Linked DNA regions of Mus musculus: regions 1 and 2 are each linked to region 3. A link is a loop called in an ENCODE intact Hi-C map of the cell type or tissue named here. Cell type or tissue: heart. All regions are shown on one strand.

The links. Hi-C counts contacts between places; a loop is a spot of excess contacts. Peaks named below come from ENCODE experiments on the same cell type or tissue, not always from the same donor. Only the 100,000 strongest peaks of a DNase experiment are listed, where the experiment ranks them.
Region 1: a loop joins it to region 3, with 3 times the contacts of the local background. A loop is called at or near these places in 2 of 42 quality-filtered maps.
Region 2: a loop joins it to region 3, with 2.7 times the contacts of the local background. A loop is called at or near these places in 2 of 42 quality-filtered maps.

Annotation. Positions count from the first base shown.
Region 1 is chr6:115,230,479-115,235,478 of GRCm38, reverse strand. The region is part of intron 1 of Syn2 (synapsin II); the gene reads right to left. Among named protein-coding and RNA genes, the nearest start is that of Timp4, 19 kb to the left of the region's middle. In heart, no CTCF peak of the experiment used is centred here; DNase peaks (open chromatin) are centred at 2,718, 3,418 and 4,678; H3K27me3 peaks cover 4,439 bases.
Region 2 is chr6:115,696,584-115,701,583 of GRCm38, reverse strand. Gm38879 (a long non-coding RNA gene) reads right to left here and starts at 434. Exons shown (of 3, transcript XR_869384.1): 1 at 1-434. In heart, CTCF peaks have their summits at 96 (motif pointing left), 2,689 and 4,651 (motif pointing right); a DNase peak (open chromatin) is centred at 3,733; H3K27ac peaks cover 1,080 bases.
Region 3 is chr6:115,770,773-115,775,772 of GRCm38, reverse strand. Gm44180 reads left to right here and starts at 4,957. Exons shown (of 2, transcript XM_030255690.1): 1 at 4,957-4,981. The coding sequence starts at 4,957. Cand2 (cullin-associated and neddylation-dissociated 2 (putative)) reads right to left here and starts at 1,216. Exons shown (of 15, transcript NM_025958.2): 1 at 1,095-1,216. The coding sequence starts at 1,162. It overlaps Mir7660 (microRNA 7660), which reads right to left and starts at 116; the gene lies at 54-116. In heart, a CTCF peak has its summit at 2,950 (motif pointing right); DNase peaks (open chromatin) are centred at 1,082 and 1,516; H3K4me3 peaks cover 2,171 bases; H3K27ac peaks cover 2,302 bases.

The DNA.
Region 1 (5,000 bases), 540 kb after region 3:
AGTTTTTGGCTGAGAGGGTCCTGTGAAGATCCCCAGCCAACTAGGCTGATGCTAGGACAGATGGCTACTCTTCGCAGACAGACAGTGAGGTCCCATTGCAGAGGACATCCACACAGCTCATTGAACATGGAAAGGTTAATCGTGGAGCCTTCGCCCCTGTGTTCTTAGTGTCTTTGGTGCAGGAAGGTACTCTGTGGGTGACAGAAAGAGAATCATGAACGCCAACTGGACCACAAAACCTTTGACCTACAATCTGTCCTGCATGCAAGATGTTCTGGGGCAATCATGACACTGAACTTGTGGAAGTGGCCAACCAATGTCTAATTTAACTTAAGGCCCACTCCATGAGAGGGAGCACATGTCCAACACTGCTTGGATGGCCAAAAACCAGAGACTGGATATCCCAGAGACCTAGGGTAGAGCCAAACAAGATGTATCTTTAAAAAAAAAAAATCAATGAAATGATTCCTAATGGTATTCTGTTATATTCACAGATGCTTCCTCCAGCAGTAGATAGGAGTAGATGCAGAGACCCACAGCCAAACTTGAGGAGAAAGTCTAAATTAGATATCTCCATTGGGTCCCTACCCTTGGAGCTTGAGGAATCCCTGAAGAGGGGAGGGAAGATTATAGGAGTCAGAAGGAATGGAGGACACCAGGAACCACGGAATCAACTAAGCAGGGTTCATGGGGGCTCACAGGGACTGAAGTAGCAAGCACAGGCCTGCATGGGTCTGTACCAGGTCCTCTGTATATATGTTTTTGCTATTAGCTTGGTGTTTGTGTGGAACTCCTAACTGTGGGAGCGGGTGTGTCTCTGACTCTTTTGCCTGCTCTTTAGAGTCTTTTCCTCTGTTTAGTTGCCTCTCCAGCTTCAGTGTAAGGACTTTTGCCTTGCCTTTTTGTTTTGTTCTGTTTGGTTATTGTCTCTTGGAGGCCTGCTCTTTTGTGATGGGAGATGGAGGGGAAGCAGATATGGGGAAGAAGTGAGGTGAGAGAGCTGAGAGCTGGGAGGAGTGGAGGGGGGAGGGGACACAGTGGTTGGGATAAAGAGAGGAATCTTTCTTTCTTTTAAAGATGGAATCAGAACAGAATGAACGAGAGAGAGAGAGAGAGACAGACAGAGAGAGAGAGACAGAGAGAGAGAGGAGAGAGGAGAGAGAGATTGCTATTAATGCTTGATTTCTTCATATACATATCAGGAGAGCTGACAACCAAGGAAAACAGCTACAACCAAACATAAAACTCAGCCTGTATCACAGGGAAAACAAGTGATGCTGAGTTATGCAGTCCAGTGTCTTCCCAATCTGTCAGGTTGAGAGGAACTTCATCCTATGCATTAACGGCATCAGGCCTGTATGAGGAGACTACATTCTTGCACAGTTATATTTTCTCTTTCCTGCCTCTAATCTTCCTTCCCTCTATAAGATTTTTCTTCTCTGCTATTTTGGCTTTGTTCTCTGTTTGTAAAGATGGGCTGGGTACCTGCGCCTAGTAGACTAAATCATGCCTGCTTTTCCCCTGAGCTCTACATTCCCAACTGGCTTGTTCCATTGGAGGTTTTCTGAACCTCTTCTCAAAATAAAGGAATACACCAATATTTTATTTTGCATTGTGTTCTAGGAGCTGTATGCTAGTTGCTTATAAGAATATTTAATCCATAGCTGTCCCCTGAGAGGCTCTACCAGTGCCTGACAAATACAGAGGTGGATGCTCACAGCCATCCATTGGACTGAAAACAAGGTCCCCAATGAAGGAGCCAGAGAAAGGACTCAAGGAGCTGAAGGAGTTTGCAGCCCCATAGGAGGAACAACAATATGAACCAACTAGTACCCCCAGAGCTCCCAGGGACTAAACCACCAACCAAAGAGTATACATGGAGGGACCCATGGCTCCAGCTGCATACGTAGCAGAGGATGGCCTAGTCAGACATCAATGGGAGGAGAGGCCCTTGGTCCTTGGGTTCCATGCCCCTGTGTAGAAGAATGCCAGGGCCAGGAAGCAGGAGTGGGTGGGTTGGTGAGCAGGGGGAGGGAGAAGGGATAGGGGTTTTTGGAGGGGAAGCCAGGAAAGGGGTTAACATTTGAAATGTAAATAAAGAAATTATATAATTTTTAAAATGTTTGTTTGTTTGTTTGTTTTGAGACAGGGTTTCTCTTATAGCCCTGGCTGTCCTGGAACTCACTTTGCAGACCAGGCTGGCCTCAAACTCAGAAATCTGCTTGCCTCTGCCTCCCAAGTGCTGGGATTAAAGGCGTGTGCCACCACTGCCCGGCCTGTTTGTTTGTTTGTTTGTTTTAAAAGAATACTTAATCCTCATAATAACTGACCAGATAGGAAGAAAACTCTTTGAAACAAAAAAAAAAAAATTCAAAATTCTCAGGAAGAAAATGACATTTCCAAGGTCATTAGCATGTTAGTGGCACAGCCACACAGGACCCTGAGTGCAGTGCCCCATGCCACCCAGCACCATCTTCCTCTGCTGCTGTGTTCCTCCCGCTCTCCCACGCCATGGAAACTGACTTACCACATGTGCTGCACCAAGTTTTTTTTCCCATTTTTTTCTACTCAGAAGAGACTTAATGATGCTATAAGTACTTGTCCCACCACAAATACTTCCTTTCCTGGTTCCTGTCAACTTACTCAGGATAAGGCCAGGCTATTTCCTTTGCTCTATGGATTCTGGAACAGACCGTTCTAGGAAGTTGTCATTTGTGCTATCCAAGTCCCTGGCCACCCTGAAATTGCTCCTCTGAGGCACTGGGCCATCCTGGAGTTGGATCACTAAGTCCAACCCCCACCTCTGCCCTAATTCCTTCCTAAGTTTCACATCAGTTTGCTTCCAGGGCCCTGATCAACATTCATAGCTCAGCATGCCCCTGTAGCACATGCCACTCTCTTGACAGTTCTGTCTATGCATGGCACTGTCACTGCTCTGCAGATACTGGGCTCAGTCAGTCTTTGCTTATAATCATAAGCCGAACTAAAATAAATGACCAACAAGATGGCTTTTCTTTGGTTGTATGCCTGCACTGCTATCACAAATGCTCTCTTGATGCTTCCTCCTACCTTCAAGTCTCAAATAGCTTTTCTGTAAGATTAGTGTCAGAGACCTTCATTCCCTGTGAAGGTTAGCACTTTCAAAGGTTGTTCTTTGACATACTAGTTTCTCACAACTCTGTGAAGGAGCTAAGAGAGAATGCTTCCTGACCACTGGACTGCTGGGGAAACAGAAACCCCAAACAGTTCAACAGCATGCCGACTCACAGAAAACATCGTGAGTTAACTGAGAACTGAGGGTTTGCATCTAGATTCTACATGCTGCCAAGTTTTCTAACTTGCTCATTTATTTTGTGGGTTTTGAATAGTGATACTGGGGTATATTTATAGATCTTGGCTGGGATTATCTGCCACTTCCTGCACCTGCCCACTGACCAAGTTGGCTAATGGAACTATTTTCATGCCTTTCCTCCACCCCAACCTCGCAAGCTATCCTAATGCCTTTTCCTTAAGGTAATTTGTGCTGTTGGAAATCTCGGTTTGTGTTTCCTAGTTCAGGGTCACTGATTTTTTCCTGGCTAAGCTACAATGTTATCATCATAAAAGAGCCAAGATGGTAACAGACAAGGTGCAAACCCCTCTTCTAGAGGATGAACACATTGTTGAAGCAGCTGGGCCCTGGACCTTCTGATTAGTTTTCTAGAAATAATTTAATGGAATAAGTTCTATAACTTACTAGCAAATGACAGAAACACCTCCTGAACTTAAGGGGGTGCTAGCAGGAAGCAGTGTGCAAGGATCCAGAGGACAGATGCTCTGCAGCCTTGGCTGCACCCTTTCCTGGCTGGGTGGCCTTTGGAAAGAATCCTATATTTAAACAAATAATACCAAAGTTGTTTATATTGCTAAATTATTCAATCCATATTCAAAAACTACATAAAATGATAAAAATGTAAATGGTCCATTTTTCCATTCATCTCTTAACACATACAATCCCGCTGTCGTTTGCCAGCATGCCCTCCCAAGTAGGGTGGGGGTGTAAACATGACTGTGTGCTCTAAGCACACACATATGGCATCTTGCTACAAAAACTTTTTCGGGCCTTAATTTTCTCTCCAGAGTGTGTCTCAGTGATAGGCTTTTATGCACCCAGCAGTGGGATCCCTGTAACAGCTGCATGGAAGGCTCTCTCTATATGGTGGCTTAATGGATGTTTACTAGTGAGTAGATCTCCACATTCTTGGCTTTGCCTCACTGGTGCTACATGGTTTACATTTTAATATGTAGACATGGGAAATAATTTCTGTAGAATTCCTGATGCAAGAAATGGACACAGCTTCTTACAGAATTATCAAACTACTTCCCTCCTAACAAAGTTTGAAAGTTTGGAAATGTATTTCACCTACCTTGGTTTTCTCATACTATCCCTTACATAAGACGGCAACAGAGTAAGCACTTAGCATGGATTTCTGATTGACAATCTTATAAAATAATCCAGATTCATACCCTTGTGCTCAATCCTAAACAGAACCCAAGATGTACACCCTTGCAGCACAAACTAAAAATATCTGTATTGCCTGTGTTGTCAATTTCCCCCCATTGTAACATTTTCTTAATAAGCCTAGCAGCTGGGGATCCATGGGAGTTTAACAGCTTGCAGCTTCCTTAACGGGCCAGGTAATAAAACATCTCCCCTTATTACTAAAACGAGCAGAGGCGTCTAGATATAACTCTTGTTATTCAAGGAAAAGAATATCTTTAGTGGTGCATGATGGGGGAGGTGGGAGATGGCTTGCACCCAAAAGTTTGAGATTAACCTGGGCAACATATTAAGACTTTATCTCAAAACAAAAGAAAACAAAACAAATGTGGGTGGGGGAGCTAATGACAACTTAATAATTAGCAGTAAAGACTTGCTGAGAACCAAACACTAAATGCTTTATGTATTTTACCATATTTGATAATGTCTGGCATGCAGATGCTATGAAGAGAATTATGGG
Region 2 (5,000 bases), 74 kb after region 3:
AAAGACCCAAATTCAGTTTCCAGCACCCTTTCGGGTAGCATACAAACCGCTTGTAACTCCAGTTCCGGGTGAGAAATGATGCCCTCTTCTGGCCGTCCAAGGTACCTGCATCTCTCATGTACAGAACCGACGATTCCTCCTCCTTCCACAGCCCTCAAAAACCTCATCTGAGCCCAGCCTTAGTTCTAGGGTTAAAAATAAGTTTCTTATTAAATGTTGACGAGGTCCCGGGATGAAAGGCCTGTGAGCCAAAGGGATGAGTTCTCAAAACCCACATATCTGAGGCAAGACAGACATCAGGAAAATTGTGGGGACACCGAAAGGGAAAAGAACCCCTCACTCCAGAGTCTGAGGAGAGCCTACTTCCTGCAGAAAGCAGGGATTCCAACGCAATCAGTGTTTGCTGTGAAAGCTCTTCACCCACAGGGTGAAGATCTTCTTCTCTGGGCATATTTTATGATCCAGGCTTAATGCTTGAATATATATAACCTTGGGTGGAGTTTCGTTCCTTTCACCTCAAGCCTAAGAATGTCAAACAACACCTATGTTTGCAGTGCAAAGCTGTCTGACATTCCTGTGTTCCTGGAAACTGGACTTTACCTCATCATCTGGGACTCTCCCCTCTGGAACCACCTGGGGACCTTATTAACCTTTCCTTGTTTTGCTTGTTTGGGGCAAGGTCTCTCCCTAGGTAGCCCTGACTGGCCTGGAACTCACATTGATCCACCTGCCTCTTCTCTCTGTGGGCTGTGCACACCTGCACATATACACAAACAAATAAAATAAAATAGATAAACAAATAAAAAGGTCTGGGGGTGGAATCTTCACATGTCCACAGTGATTCTGGAATGCCGTAAGTTTAATTCTAGGCATTAAAGGTATGGCATTTAAGCTCTGGCCCTCTTTCTTGGATGGCTCTCACTGGTTCTTGGTTCTAGGCTTTGGATCTTTCTTCCTGCAAAAGACCCAGGGTCCACTGCACCCACGTGGCAGAGGACCCAGCACCCACATGGCAGCTTACAATTGACTGTAACTCTAGTTCCAGGACATATGACACCCGTTTTGGCCTCTGTGAGTACCATCCATGCAAGGGCAGGCAAAATGCTCATACAGGTAAATTAAAATAAACAAGATTGAGACTGGACAGTGGTGGCACACACCTTTAATCTCAATGCTTAAGAGTCATAGGCAGGTGGATCTCAGTGAGTTCAAGGCCAGCCTGATCTAAAGAGCTTATTCTAGGACATCTAGGGCTATGCAGAGAAACCCTGTCTCAGAAAAACCAAAACTAGATAGATAGTTAAAATTGTAGGGGCTGGATAGATGGCTCCAGAGCATTTGTAACCCTTGCAGAGGATCTTCTGACCTCCTCGAGCACACACACTGTTAGGACCTAGGTAAAGTATTAAGGCCGAGACAGAATGTTAGGACCTGGGAAAACTATTAAGGCTTAGATGGAATGTTAAGGCCTAGGTAAAATGTTAAGGCTTAGGTAACTGCTACCTTGTTAGCCTGCCATCATAAGGAAACTTTCTCGTGTTTCTGCTATCACTAGGAAACTTTCTAATGCCGAGATTGATTGCATATTCTGTTATGTCCTGCGTCCTTGGAAACCACTGATGATGGAAGCCAGTAGAACTGTTTTGTATAGTTACCCACAATGAGCTTGGACCCAAATCAACCACCCAACAGCACTTCCTGCACTTGTGTATAAGTTTTTATGGTATAAGCTGCCCCTGGGATGGACCCCAGCATAAGAGATAATTAACAATAAGAAACTATTTGGAATACGACTTCCATTTTGAGTAGTGGTTGAGTAAAGTTTAAGTTCCCTGGGAACTGACATCCTACTTGTCAGAAAGAGATATGTACGTGGGTAACTGACATCCTGGTTGGCAAATTAAGACATGAATGTTAGACAAGTACCATTCTGACTGACAAGTTAAGACATGAATGGTAGACAAGGCACATCCTCTGGCACAGTTGAATACCCTACCAATGGGAACAGGATAGATGCACAACAAAGACATGACCCTAAGGAAATCCCCTATCCTTAAATCCTGACTGGGTGAAGTATCTTGACACAGATGTTTATGGATTTGGGGCTAAAAAAAACACTGTAGGGGGGCTGGAGAGATGGCTCAGCGGTTAAGAGCACCGACTGCTCTTCTGAAGGTTGTGAGTCTGAAGGTTGTGAGTTCAAATCCCAGCAACCACATGATGGCTCGCAACCATCCATAATGAGGTCTAATACCCTCTTCTGGGGTGTCTGAAGACAGCTACAGTGTACTTACATATAATAAATCAATAAATCTTAAAAAAAAAAAAACACTGTAGGGCAGCTGGAGAGATGGCTCAGTAATTAAGAGCGCTGAGTGCTGTTCCAGAGGTCCTGAGTTCAATTCCCAGTAATCACATGGTGGCTCACAACCATCTGTAATGGGATCGGATGCCCTCTTCTGGTGTGTCTGAAGACTGCTACAGTGTATTCATATACATAAAATAGAATAAATAAATCTTTTTTAAAAGTCCAAAACAAAAAACAACCACCCACTAAAAAAACCGAAACAAAACAAACAAACAAAAGACAAAAACCACTGTAGGCTCTTAACTCCGGGTCATGGTTCAGTTCCTGAATGTGGACCATGTCCCTGGTGATCAGCCCTGGGGTGTGTGCTCAATAGCTCCCCCTGTCTGACTGAGATGGGTGTTCATGTGGTTGGTGAGGAGATTCCTAGACCCCAACACAAACAGTTAGCATATACACACATGCGAGCAAAACGCTCTTACAAAGAAAATAGGATAAATCTTAAAGGAGTTTTAAAATAGAAAATCTTTACTAAAATTAGATAAAAGAAAAATGTAAACATAAAAAAGTTTGGTTTTTTTTTTAAACCACTCATTTCTATATTTAGAAAAACATCTCTGTGTGTTTCTTATGTGTGGCACTAAGATCTACTCCAATAGAGCTACACTCAGACTGGAGTTGCTACAGATCACCTCTGTCATCCCAGGAGTTAAGATGCTAAGACAGAAGAATTACCATGAATTCCAGGCTAACCAGATCTCCATAGCAAACCTTATCTCATTAATAAAATAAAATAAAATAAAATAAAATAAAATAAAATAAAAACCACACGTGACATCACTTGCTGGGTCCTTGTCTGCTCCGGGCGAGTGATGTACAGAAATGAGCACTTAGGGGACATGCAGGAGCCTCAGTGGTTGTCATGACGATCAATGAGGTGTCCACGGATAGCCTGGGCTTAGTCAGGCCGTGCTGGTGGGGACAAATGCATGTGTCTTAGCTGGCCCGGAATGCCCGACTCGGCTCATATTCAGAGCTGAGACCTCGGTGGAGACAGCTGGAATCCCAAGCTCAGCTGAGACAATGGGGCATGGGGCCTCTCCCTTTGGCTTTCCCATGCATTCTTTCCTGGCGGATTCTTGAAGTAGGTAGGAAGATTGAGGTCAAGTTTTGCAAATGCTCTGGCCTAGGTGTGGCCCATCCTTCAATTCTCACTTGAGAAGGTGCCAACCCCTTTTCTTCCTTGTTCAGAGTCATTTACCTACGTGCTGGGCCGAGCCCCAATGGGAACTTAACATTCATTTTCTCTCTGTACTGGCTTTTTTTTTGTAGTGGTTCACACAAATTTATTGTTCCTTGCCAACACTTGCTATTTCGGGAACCACGGCAACCGTTTCACAACACACTTCAATTAACTCAAGATGTTCTATTTAGAACCATCTTCCCAAAGCTTTGCAATGCTGGAGGTCACAAGGGCATCAGTGAACTTGCACAGAGTCACACGGGGAAATATTTTTCTTTTGCCTTGGAACAAGAGACATAAAGATAAGGCTTGAGATGAAGGACAAACTCAGGCCCAGGACAAAACCAAAACCAGAAACAAAACCAAAAGACAGGAAATGATGGTTTCATTTACTGAACCTAAGGAAAATTTAAACCACGGTATTACTTTTAAAATATTTATTTTGTTTTTACTTATATGTGTGTACCTGTTGTGTCCGGCCAGCCGACCACATGTTTTGGGTCCTAGGCTGGAAAGGCATGTTGGAAACCTGGAAGAGAAGGAGGGCTAGGCTGCATGAGATAAGGAAGGAACCAAGACAAAGCTCTCTGCTCAAAGTTCAATTTTAATGTCAGCAAACACGCTCTTTAAAGAAAAGGGGAGGGGCTGGAGAGATGGCTCAGTGGTTAAGAGCACCGTCCAGAGGTCCTGAGTTCAATTCCCAGCAACCATATGATGGCTCACAACCATCTGTAATGAGATCTGATGCCCTCTTCTGGTGTGCCTGAAGACAGCGAGAGTGTACTCAAAAAAAAAAAGGAAAAAAAAGAAAAAGAAAAAGAAAAAGAAAAAGAAAAGGGGAGGCCTGTCCCTGGCCAAGCAAAGTTCCTTTGAAGTAGATAGGTCAGCCTTTTAGTGGGAAGATCGCAGTGTTAACTCCGGGAAGATTCTTGGAAGAGAACCAGTTTGGCCTCTGGCAGGTTGAGCCTCAGGCAGGTAGTAGCACATCAAAGGAGCAGCACAGCAGGTGGCTCTGCTCAAGCATCCGGATGGTCACAGCCAGCCTTGCTAGGCTGGAAAGAGGTAACATGTACCTATGTATGAGTATGTACACCTGAGTGTAGTAACCTCGGAGTCCTGAAGAGGGCGTTGGATTCGCTGGAACTAAAGTTACAGGGAATTGTAAGTTGCCTCACATGGGTACTGGGAACTGAACTCAGAACTTCTAGAAGAACAGTAGGCTCTCTTAACCATTGAACTATCATGCTAGCCCCCAAATATTACTTTTTTGTTTGTTTAACAGCTTTTGTTTTTGAGACGAGATCTGATTTTGTACCTGCTATTGACAATCTGGGCTAAAGTCTGTATCCATAGGGTGAGTTCATCTTCTTTGGTGGGTGAGATTACCAGAAGGGATACGTGACACCTGTGCTCTTGGAGGATCTGCCTTCAGTTCAGCCAGGGAAGTTT
Region 3 (5,000 bases):
TTACCTGCTACCTAAAGCACAAACAGCTAAGCTAAGGCTCAGAGGGCATGGAGTACTTTGCCCATCACTTACAGATCTAGTTAGTGATGGTTGCCGAGATCTGAAGCCAGGGCAAAGGATCCCAAGCCCTACTACCACTGTGGGGCTTAGGGCTGCACAGAGATTTTTGAGGACTGTATTTACAGGACACGGAAAAGGTCAGACCACACAAATAGGCTTCTGGCCCCTCCGGACTGGCTAGATTGGGAATCCCACTGACACCTCCAACTCTGCTTGGCCCTACCGTTAGCATTGTATCCAGGCCCTTCATGTCCCTGAACCTAATTTTCCCTGTTTGTAATCGGAGGGATAACTACTGTGACAGAAGACTCAGAATGGTGCACTGTCCTGTTGACTTGAGGGTCCACAACTGACCAACAACCCCTTTTTATCACTGAACCTCAGTTTCCCCTGCAAGAGGGGCTGCATCAGATATTCCCATTCCTCTTGCCAACTCTGTTCCTGTGTTTCTGTGGTGTTTGGAGAGGAGGATAGGAGAAAAAGAATGGGGGAGAGAGATAGCCCTCACCCCAACCTTTGCTTCCTGCTCTAAACCATCTTGGGAGAGGAGGGGAATAAGGAAGATGGGGTGGTGATGAGGGGCCAGGGAGAAAAGGCACGGGATGAAAAGAAAGAGATGAAAGAAAAGTAAAGTTTGTTAGGGTTAGGAGACCCGGTAGGGGTACAGGGTGCGGGGGATGGGGTAACCTAGAGACCGGGCAGAAGTGTGGGTCTCGGAAGATAGCCTTGGATGGAGGTTGTGCAGGGAAGCGGCCTGTTTCAATGAGGGTCAGAAGAGGACTGCACTGGGTTCCAAAGAGAGGCCGACGGGGACTTCACTGGAGAGCCTGGGGGGCGCCCAGTGTTGGGGACTTGAGAGGCCAGCACAGCAAAGGCGGGAAGAGGCTGGGGGCGGGGCTGCAGGCCCAGCCAGGCCCAGGCGAAGAGGCCGGGGGCTCCCACAGGGGTCCGCAGGGGGGGGGCAGGGGAGCAGAGGGGCGGCCGGGACAGGCTGAGACCCCTGAAAACGAGTCCCGAGCCCCCACAGGGCGCACCTGAAGTCTTTGTCGCTGGACGTCATCTTCTCCAGCAGGCTGGAGATGTAGAAGGCACCGGTACTCATGCTGGCTGCGCCGCGGGGTTGCGGGTCGAATCGAATATGGCGGCGCGGCCTCCCCTCCCCTCCACCACGCCCCCTCCCCCACCGGCCACGCCCCTTCTCTCTCTCTCTCTCTCTCTCTCTCTCTCTCTCTCTCTCTCTCTCTCTCTCTCTCTCTCTCTCTCTCTCTCTCTCTCTCTCTCTCTCTCTCTCTCTCTCTCTCTCTCTCTCTCTCTCTCTCTCTCTCTCTCTCTCTCTCTCTCTCTCTCTCTCTCTCTCTCTCTCTCTCCCCTCCTGTCCCGAGCAGGACTGAAGTAACGGGCCTGGCCCCCTCTCCTGGACAGCTCTGCTCAGCATGGGCACCAGCAGCTCACCACCCGGCCCTGACCACGCCTTCTCCCGATTGTGCCTTGAAGACCCCTTGACTTTGCTCTCTCAATGGCACTCATGCAAACAGGGACATGGGATGGCAATTCCAGATTCTACCAGGTTCCACACAGCCAAAGAACCTGAGATGAATTAAGGACGGACTTCAGGTTCCCAAAGCCGAGAGCAATAGCTGTTCCCTAAAGTTGATCACAGTTTTCCCCAGTTAGGAGGTGTGTGTGTGTGTGTGTGTGTGTGTGTGCGCGCGCGCGCGCGTAGATCTTTAGGGGGACTCTTTAAACTGGAAAGGAAGTGTCGCTTCAAATCTCTGCTACCTAGCTTGGGGAGTCACACAACCTCTGCTGGCTATTTTTAGTTACTCAAAGGAATAAAAGAAACCTTTATCTTTCTTGCTTTGTTTTGTTTTTTCTTTTTTGTTTTTGTTTTTGTTTTTTGAGACAAGGTTTCTCTGTATAGTAATTGCTGCCCTGAAACTCACTTTGTAGACCAGGCTAGCCTCAAACTCAGAGACCTGCCTGCCTCTTTCTCCCAGGTATTGAGATTAAAGGCATGCACCAAGACCCTGGTTAAGAAAGTTTTATCTTAAATGTATTAAAATTTCTGTTTTGGTTCTTCTCTACCACAGAGCCACACCCTCAGGTTGGTAAAAGGAAATCTAGGGGGCTGGGGTGTCTCATACCTGCAATTCCAGAACTTGGCAGGTGAAGGCAGGAAGGCAGGAGGATCAAAATTTCAACCTTGGCTACATAGATCCTGTCTTTAGAAAAAAAGATAAAGAAAGGAAGGATTTAAATGAGACATCTGCTACATCTTTGATTTCCGACTCCTAATCCAACTTCTCTTCCTCTAGATGACTGAACAGTGGCTACAAAGTCCCAAGCCTTGGAGGCTAGGGACCTCTACATTTCTCCTAGTCTTCTTGCTCCTGTCTCGCTCACACCTATGTGGCCATCCCAGAAGAAAGTCATTGTTTCATGAATGAGAAGGGGAGACAGCCCTTCAGGGGACTGTGAATACTCCCAGGGAGAAATATAGCAATCACTTGGCACCTTAGGCAGTTATTTAGTAAATGACAGTGGAGACAAAATTGGAATTTTTTACATTTTATCATTATTATTTATTTGTATTTTGTATCTAGGAGTTTCTTGCTCACATACACATATGTATATGTGTGTGTATATATATATATATATATATATATATATATATATATATATATGTGTGTGTGTGTGTGTATGTATGTATGCGTATGTATATATGTATATATATGTGTGTATATATGTATGTGTGTATATGTATATGTATATATATGTGTGTGTATATATATATGTGTGTGTATATATATATATGTGTGTGTATATATATATATATATATATATATATATATATTGCAGTACCCATGAAGGACAGAAGAGGGCAATAGACTCCAAGAAACTGTAGTTACCCACTGTTGTGAGCTGTCACATGCATACTGGGACCCCAGGACCTGTGCAAGAGCAATAAATGGTTTTAACTACTGAGCCATCTCTCCAGCCCCCTTTTTCATTTTTTATAACAATAGACTGATTTGGGTAAAGGTTGCTATTTCACTCCTCTGGTAAACCCTGTTTACAGTTCAGAGTTTCAGATCTTACTCCTTGAGCACTTAGTGGGACTCTGGAAGCCTGCATGTGTTGAATGAAAGCATGCGTTTTCTAACTGTAGAGTGCATCATCTTACATTGGATTTGTATTCCAATCAAACTTTTTAAAGTAATTTAAAGGTTTGTCTTATTTTATGTATATGAATGTTTAGCTTGCATGTATGTCTGTGTACCATGTGAATGCAGTACCCGAAGAGGCCAGAGGAGGGCGTCAGATCCCCTGGAACTAGAGTTATAGACGGTTGTGAACCACCATGTGGGTGCTGAGAATTGAACCCAGGTCCTCTGCAAGAGTAACAAGTGCTCAGGGCTGGCGAGATGGCTCAGTGGGTAAGAGCACTGACTGTTCTTCTGAAGGTCCTGAGTTCAAATTCCAGTAACCACATGGTGGCTCACAACCACCCGTAATGAGATTTGATGCCCTCTTCTGGTGTGTTTGAAGTCAGCTACAGTGTACTTATGTAAAATAATAAATAAATCTCTGGGCCTGAGCAAGCAGGGTTGACCGGTGTGAGCAGAGGTCCTAAAATTCAATTCCCAACAACCACATAGAAGGCTCACAACCATCTGTACAGCTACAGTGTACTCTCATACATAAAATAAATTAATAAATAAATCTTTTTTTAAAAGAAGAATAACAAGTGCTCTAAACCACTGAGCCATCCTTCTACCCATAATTAATTAACTAGTTAATTTTGGTTTCTCAAGACAGGGTGGGCTGGAGAGATGGCTCAGCGGTTAAGAGCACTGACTGCCCTTCTGAAGGTCCTGAGTTCAAATCCCAGCAACCACATGGTGGCTCACAACCATCTGTAATGAGATCTGAGATCTGATGCCCTCTTATGGGGGTGTCTGAAGACATCTACTGTGTACTTACATATAATAAATAAATGAATCTTATAAAAAAACCAAAAGACAGAGTTTCTCTGTGTAGCCTTGGCTGTCCTGTACTCACTCTGTAGGCTAGGCTGGAGTCAAACTCAGAGATCTGCCTGCCTCTACCCCTGCCCCTGCCCCTGCCCCTGGCCCTGCCTCTGCTTCTTGAGTGCTGGGCTTAAAGGTGTGCAACACCACCGCCCAACAGTAAAATCTATTCATTTTATGTGTTACAAAATTTAAATTTCCATCATCATTCTTCCTTCGAGACTGTTTTTAATGGAACTTCTGGGTGTTCAATAGCCATGCTTAAAGATTGAAATCAATAGTATAAAGAGACAAAAAGGACAGCCAGTATTCTGCCCCTGCCCTCCAAAGTCTGTTAGGTCTCAAGACAAGAGAAGAGTTTGACACCTCAAAAAGGGTTCTAAATAAAACACCACTAAGTGTGCTGCTGTGAATAAGAAATGTCTCCCATGGCCTGAGGCATTAACACACTTGGTCCTCAGTTAGTAACCCGCTTGGGGAAGCTTAGGAGGTGCAGTCTTGATGGAGACAGTATGTCGGGAGGGGTGGACTTTGACAGAGCACAGTTTCTCTGAAAGATGTGACAGCTGAACTTCCTGCTCTTCTTGCCAGACCTGCTGTCACTTTCCAGCCAGGATGGACTCTTGTCCCTCTGGGACCGTAAAGCCAAACAAACCCTCACTTCTATTAGTTGCCTAGGTCATGGTGTTTTAACACAGCAACAGAGGCCTAGTTAAGATCGAGGTCACAGGGCTAAACCTACAGCTGGAGACTCTGGGGATCAAACTGTATCCAATAGCAGGTGACTGACTTTGACCTGTGGGAAAGTCAGAAACTCATCCTCCTGGAACTATTTTCCATTCTTTGTTGCCTATGTGGCGACACCATGATGAGTGCTGTAGAATTTGATGGTGACTAGGTGTGCTTCTA